Regions from separate parts of the Homo sapiens genome. Here region 1 is linked to region 2. The links are chromatin loops, found by intact Hi-C in ENCODE. Cell type or tissue: HCT116. All regions are shown on one strand. Each heading gives the region's core, and the rest is flanking DNA. Links, peaks and the distances in the headings are about the cores only. Region 1 overlaps SLC22A23 (solute carrier family 22 member 23). Region 2 overlaps PXDC1 (PX domain containing 1).

Region 1 (2,911 bases), core at 296-2,795, 440 kb after region 2:
GGACTACAGTCAGAGTGGCTGCGGAAGCTTTGCTCCAGGGGCACAGGTGCAGGGGCCTGAGTGAGGTGGGAGAATGTGCCCTGCAGGTATCCATTTACGATGGGAAGGGATGCACGGGAACCCCAAATCAGAGAAGCCCTTGGTACCTGGACAGGCCTCTCGTTAGACTCCCAGTTCAGAAGATCGGGGACACTAGGTCACTAGAAGCTCCTTGGTGCTGCCGTAGCTCAGCCAGGATGTCACCCTCTGCCTCAACTTGTGCAGGGCCGTGAGAGTCAGGTCACCCAGGCTGGACCACGTGCTGGGTGGGGTGGGGCCTACCCAGGGACGCCTGAAGCTTTTGCTTCGCTGGACAGAAGAAGGACATGAGCCAGGTCTGGTTGACATGAAGGGTGCTGAGTGCTGGTGCATCTGTGGTCCCTTTTTATCCAGGGACAGTGACGAGAAACACGATGACACTCACATGGCACTCACATTTCAGCTCCTTTTCTAAGTGATTTGCAAATATTAATTCATATTTAATATTTAGCCCCCAAGTGCTTCACGTGTATTATTTCTCCATGACAGCCTATGAGAGAGGCACTATAATTAGCCCCGTTTGCCGATGAGGAAACGGGAGCACAGAGAGGCTAAGCAGCTTCCAGAGGTCACACAGCTGCTAAGAAGTTGAGCGAGGACTTGTCCAGCAGGGGTGCAAAGTCCAGCAGGGGTGGCTTTGCCACGCTGCTCTAACATGAGGGAGAGCTCTGGATAGATACAAACTTCCCTGCGCTGAGTAGTGAGTACTCAATCCAGGTTTCTCCAGCGGGGCCATGCTTGCTCGTTTTGGACGGTCCAGATGGCTTTCCCAGATTTCCCCAGACCTCACTCGTTAGCAGGTTAATGCTCTTAGGCTTACAGTACAATTTGTTTGTGGCATTTCCCTAATTAAGTCATCACACTCTGCTTCTTTCACGTTAAAATATTGTCTGGGAATAGCTTGTTTTCTCAAATCCTAATTACACTGATTCATTTCCCTCCTATATTTGGAAAGTGGTATTAGATCCTTTTTAAAAATTTATTTCTTTGCTTATGAGTTTTGCTGGTGCTTATTTCCTTTCCAGAGTCCCAGGCAGGAGGCTGGGTGAGAGGCAGTTGGTGACATGTGACTTAACAAAGAGGATAGAGGCTTCACCTCCTTGGGGAGCGGTCCTCAGGTGGTGGCTCTGCCCCGCAGCCCTTCACAGTGGACTCTGCTCTCTTCCACCCCCAGCTGTCAGATGTGTTGATGGCAGCACGATTGGCAGGGCTGCTGAGTGTGGGGGAAGGCAGCGTGTCTTTCAGTTGCTACATCTCCCACTTCCAGCTTCCTCTGCCCAGGCTCAGTTTTCTGCATGGAATCTTCCTCCCATCACCCCATCTAATCCCACAGCCAACACCTGCTCCGAGCCTCGTGTCTGTCACCCTCTCGCGCCCTGGCCGGCTGGCTGGGCTCCCAGCTTTGTTCCATCCTCCCTGCCACCAGGTCACACATGATCTGATCACATCACCACCGGCTTCAAGCCTCTCCAGTGCCTCCCAGTGCCTTTCGGGTAGACCCCAGGTCCTCCAGGCCACTGCAGAGGCTCTGATCTCTGCCTCCCACCACCTCACACCCTGGCCTTCGTTTGGCTCCCAGGACACACCACCGTCTCCCTCTCCACAGGTCCCTCCCGGTGCACACTCCCTGTCCTCTCAGCTCCCCACTCTTGCCTTGCCCAGCTCCTCAGAGACCAAGTCAGCCCCCAGTTATTCACTGTTACAACTTCAGCACTTCTCCCCGCTTCCCCTCATCCCAGCTACGACGAGTAATTGCAGGGTTCCTTATTACTGCCTGTCACCCCTGCAGAGCGGCAAGGCCAGGCAAGGCAGGGCCCGTCTGTAGAGCCAGACACTTCTGTGCCCCCAGCAGCAGCCCAGCCGAAGGCCTGACGCGACGCGTAGCAGGTGTGCCATGAATATTTATGGGCTAAACGAACCCAGGACTCCTATAGGAAGGAAGGGTTAGGATTGCGGTTGCATTGCCACTGGGTAAGTAAGCGTCTCGGGCCTGGCTGGAGGTACGTGTAGGGGTCCAGTGGGGCTGCTCACTGCCCCATCAGTACATCCTAACCTTGGACTTATGCCGGGGGAAAACCTGATGTTCTCAAATTTCTTATTTCCTTTTCTCTTTTAAAGCTGTCCTTGGTTTATCTCCTAGCAAGTGTGAAGTTCTTACTGGCCTGTGCAGCTGAGTTTAGATATGTGGGTGTGTTCCTGAGCATCATTCTCTCAATGTCAGTCCTGCAACCTTCATATCACATAACGTGCCCAACTGCTGAGAGCACTCCTGTGTCATTAGTTCCTGAGGTTTTGAGCGTTTAAAGCAGGAGTAGAAGGCCCGCTGGTTCCCAATGTGGCCGTGTGGCCAGCAGCCTAATGCAAAAACGAGACCCGGGATGAGTGCCACACACGGCACTGTGCCTTCAGTTTCACAGGCTGAGCATCCCTTATCCAGAATGCTCGGGACCAGAAGTGTTTTGGGGATTGGATGTTTTGGGATTTGGGGATATTTGTATGATACTTACTGGTTGAGCTTTCCAAATCCAAAAATCCCAAATCTGAATGCTCCAGTGAGCATTTCCTTTGAGAATCATGTGGGTGCTCAAAAGATTCTCAATTTTAGAGCATTTCAGGCTTCAGATTTTGTAGAATCTCAAATGGTAGTAATGTAACTCAATGTAGAATGTCGAATGCTCAAATGGTAGTAAGATAAGCAAAAAGTCACTGGACAGTGACTGCCAGGCATCGGAGGAAGCGCTTCATATGTATCTCATCTGCATCTGAGCTTCATGAGGGAGAGGAGCCATTCTCCCTACTTTACAGGAACAGAACGGGCCCAAAGAGGCTGAGC
Region 2 (2,911 bases), core at 136-2,635:
GAAACGTAGAGTCTCATGTTGCCATTGAAAGTATGTTTTCTTTGCCTTTTTGCAAGGGCTGAGGACAGGTTTCAGCCACGGCTGTCTGTGGCCTTCCGTGTGTGATGGGGGTGCAGTGTCCAGGTCTAGGAAGGCAGGGGTCCTGGCCTCCTTATGCAAGTCAAGACTGTCCCCGGGATGCAGCAAGATGAATTATTACATCCAGAGAAGAGTGTCTGGTGGGCAGGGGTCAGAAGAATGGGAGGAAATGTGGAAGAGCAGCTAGGAGGAAGGGGATGCCACCTTCAGATGTTGGCGGGCTGCCATGGGAAGGGGTCAGGTGGGGGCTGGCACTAGGCCTGTGGGTAGAAGTAACTGTGGGCGACTTTGGCTCAGCACAGAACACGTTCTAACATCTGGGGCTGCGTAACCATGGAGTCTGCACCAGCCAGTGGCTAACAGTCTCAGTGCAAAGTCTGGGGGCCCGGAGGTGTTGCTGCAGGAGGCGGCAGGCGGTATGGCCTCTTGCAGCCTTGCAGAGCCGAGGGTCTCAAGTGCTCTGAGTGTTTCCTCCTCTTCCTCTTCTCTGCCGGTCACCGAGTCTGGTTTTCTTTCTCTGAACCCCCCAGACCTTCCGATCTCTGTTCCCGGTCTAGCTCGCCCCTCACTGTGTCTAAGGGAGCTTCTTAATCTAGAGCAGTTGTGCCTGCCGGTGGCGAGGCGGTACACCCACGCACACCATGGCAGATACCTCCCTTCAGGAGTGTTTTTTAATGAAATTACTATTGACAATAAATAGCCCCAACATCCCTTTGAGAAAATGGCTCACACATAGGCACACCATGTTCTCAGTCTTGGTCCCATATTTGGCATGTTTCTGGATCTGTGGCTCCCCAGGCTGAGGCGCGGGGTCCAGAGAGTCCTGGCATCACCTGAGACTGTCCACACGGCTTTCTCTCATGCGTCCCCCTTTCTCCAGGATATGAACCCGAGGACTGAGCCAGTCATCCCAAAGCTCTGACCTCTGAGGCTTATTAACTGTCTTAAAAGCTCACTCTCACCATCAAGCCCAAGTTCTTGGTCATTCTGGGCATTCAGAGCCTAGCCCACGCTAGCCTTTTGATGTTGTCACCTCCACTCCAGAGCCTCAGCCTCCTGCAGGGGACTGGCCAGCCGTTGCATGGACTGTGGCCCTGCAGGGTCCTTCGTGCAAACCTGCCTGTCCACTGCTGTCCTGGTTAATTCCATTCATTCCCGGCCGAGAGCCCACATCCACCCTCCTCCTCCATTTCTTATGCCACTGACATACGTGTAGGGAGGTGGTGCCATGGGGAACAGGCACTGACTGTCTCTGCTCTCATGATGTAGGCTGGGGATGGGGACCTGCAGGTGCTGAGTACCTTGGCTTTTCTAGGATCGTTTAGTTGTCAGGAGCTCCACTAGATGGCGCCCGGCGCTAGCAGGCGCGGCGACTGTTTCCACATCCTGGGGCCACGGTGAGGACAGTCAGGATGGACTGCATCCCTTGGCAGTGCTTCCAACCAGTACAGCCTTAATCATTCTTTGTCCCAATGCTTATCAAATGTAAGAAAGCAAGAATTTAGAGCGTTCTGCCTCATGGCTGCAGCTGTGCAATGTAAAAGGAAATGCAAACCTCAGCTTCGATCTGGCAACTTGGACTCATCAATCTCAGCCACAAAATCTGACCATTCAGGTTTAAGAGGCCTGGAAATGAATCACAATTTTATTTTTCATTAATCTGGCTTCTGGCCAATCTCAACCTTAGTTTCACTATGTAGGGGTAGCCCAGCTAGCCAGTTAATACAAGGGCACTGCTTTGGGTTTTGTTCCGTTGCTGGAGTACATGGGAAATACAGTGGGAGAGAGGAGGTGAAAGGGAGGAAGGCTAGAGTATGAATGCTTTCACGGCTGAGACCGCGTGTCTGCTGAGAAAAGGAATAGAGTTATTGAAGTGAGGGGTTGTGACGTTTGTGGGGCTATGAAAACATAGCTGCATCTAAAAAACAGAAAAATTGCCATCAGGCAAACAGACACATTGGTAATTGTTGCAAAAAAGATCCATTGATTGATAGATGCAAAGATTTGTGAGTGAAACTGAGGAGAAACAGGATTTGCATAGCTGCAAGGCATCCTCCTTCAATTAACTACAAAGGGAAAGGTGGTAACTTCGCTGTGGAAACAGCTGGCAGAAGCCTCCTCACCAGGCACTCCACAGCAGCCTCAGCAGCAGCAGGACCTGTCAGCCTCAGCCCCACCCCCATATGCCACTCCAGGTCTCATGCAGCGTCACTGTGTAGGGTTCCTGCCAAAAATGCATCACCTCAATCGAATCACTCTGAAACTGCCAACAAACCCAAATCGAGGGACATTTGCTAAAATAGCTCAGTCCTCTCTAAGAGTGCTACGGTCATGAGGGACAAGGAACGATGGAGGAACTGTCAGAGGTCGCAGAAGACCAAGACAGAGCAACTCATTGCAGCAAGAGATCCTGGATTGGGGCCCCCACGGAAAAGAGGAACGTTGGTGGAAAGACTGTTGAAATTCAAGTGAAGGAGGTCTTTCATTTAGTTAACAGAATTGTGCCAATGTCAGTTTCCATGGAAGAGCAGGGCTGCTTTCATTTGGAAAAATATGAGTGTAAAAAAATAGCTTGAAAGTCAACTATTTCATGGAATCAGTCATGTATGTGATTAAAATGGCTACATTGGTCAAAGATTCTTGCTATAGATACTAAGCTGACTTCTAAGACATTCACACTGTATGTTTGAAGAGAGGCTCAGATGCTATAATTTTTCTTGAATGACAGCATTTTCTTCCGTTCTTTTTTATTTACATCATAACAGATCTGAGGACATTACTAACAATGATCATAATAGCTGTGAGGAAATGCGGACCTCAGCCTTGATACGGC

Evidence for each region. Hi-C counts contacts between places; a loop is a spot of excess contacts. Peaks named below come from ENCODE experiments on the same cell type or tissue, not always from the same donor. Only the 100,000 strongest peaks of a DNase experiment are listed, where the experiment ranks them.
Region 1: it touches region 2 in a loop (5-fold over the local background); 29 of 110 quality-filtered maps call a loop at or near these places.

Annotation. Positions count from the first base shown.
Region 1 is chr6:3,294,119-3,297,029 of GRCh38, reverse strand. All of the region lies in intron 5 of SLC22A23 (solute carrier family 22 member 23), which reads left to right. Among named protein-coding and RNA genes, the nearest start is that of PSMG4, 37 kb to the right of the region's middle. RefSeq lists an enhancer at 1-325. In HCT116, for the core only: a CTCF peak has its summit at 1,251; no DNase peak of the experiment used is centred there.
Region 2 is chr6:3,731,239-3,734,149 of GRCh38, reverse strand. All of the region lies in intron 3 of PXDC1 (PX domain containing 1), which reads left to right. Among named protein-coding and RNA genes, the nearest start is that of PXDC1, 19 kb to the left of the region's middle. RefSeq lists a silencer at 1,501-1,795. In HCT116, for the core only: a CTCF peak has its summit at 1,428 (motif pointing right); a DNase peak (open chromatin) is centred at 1,438.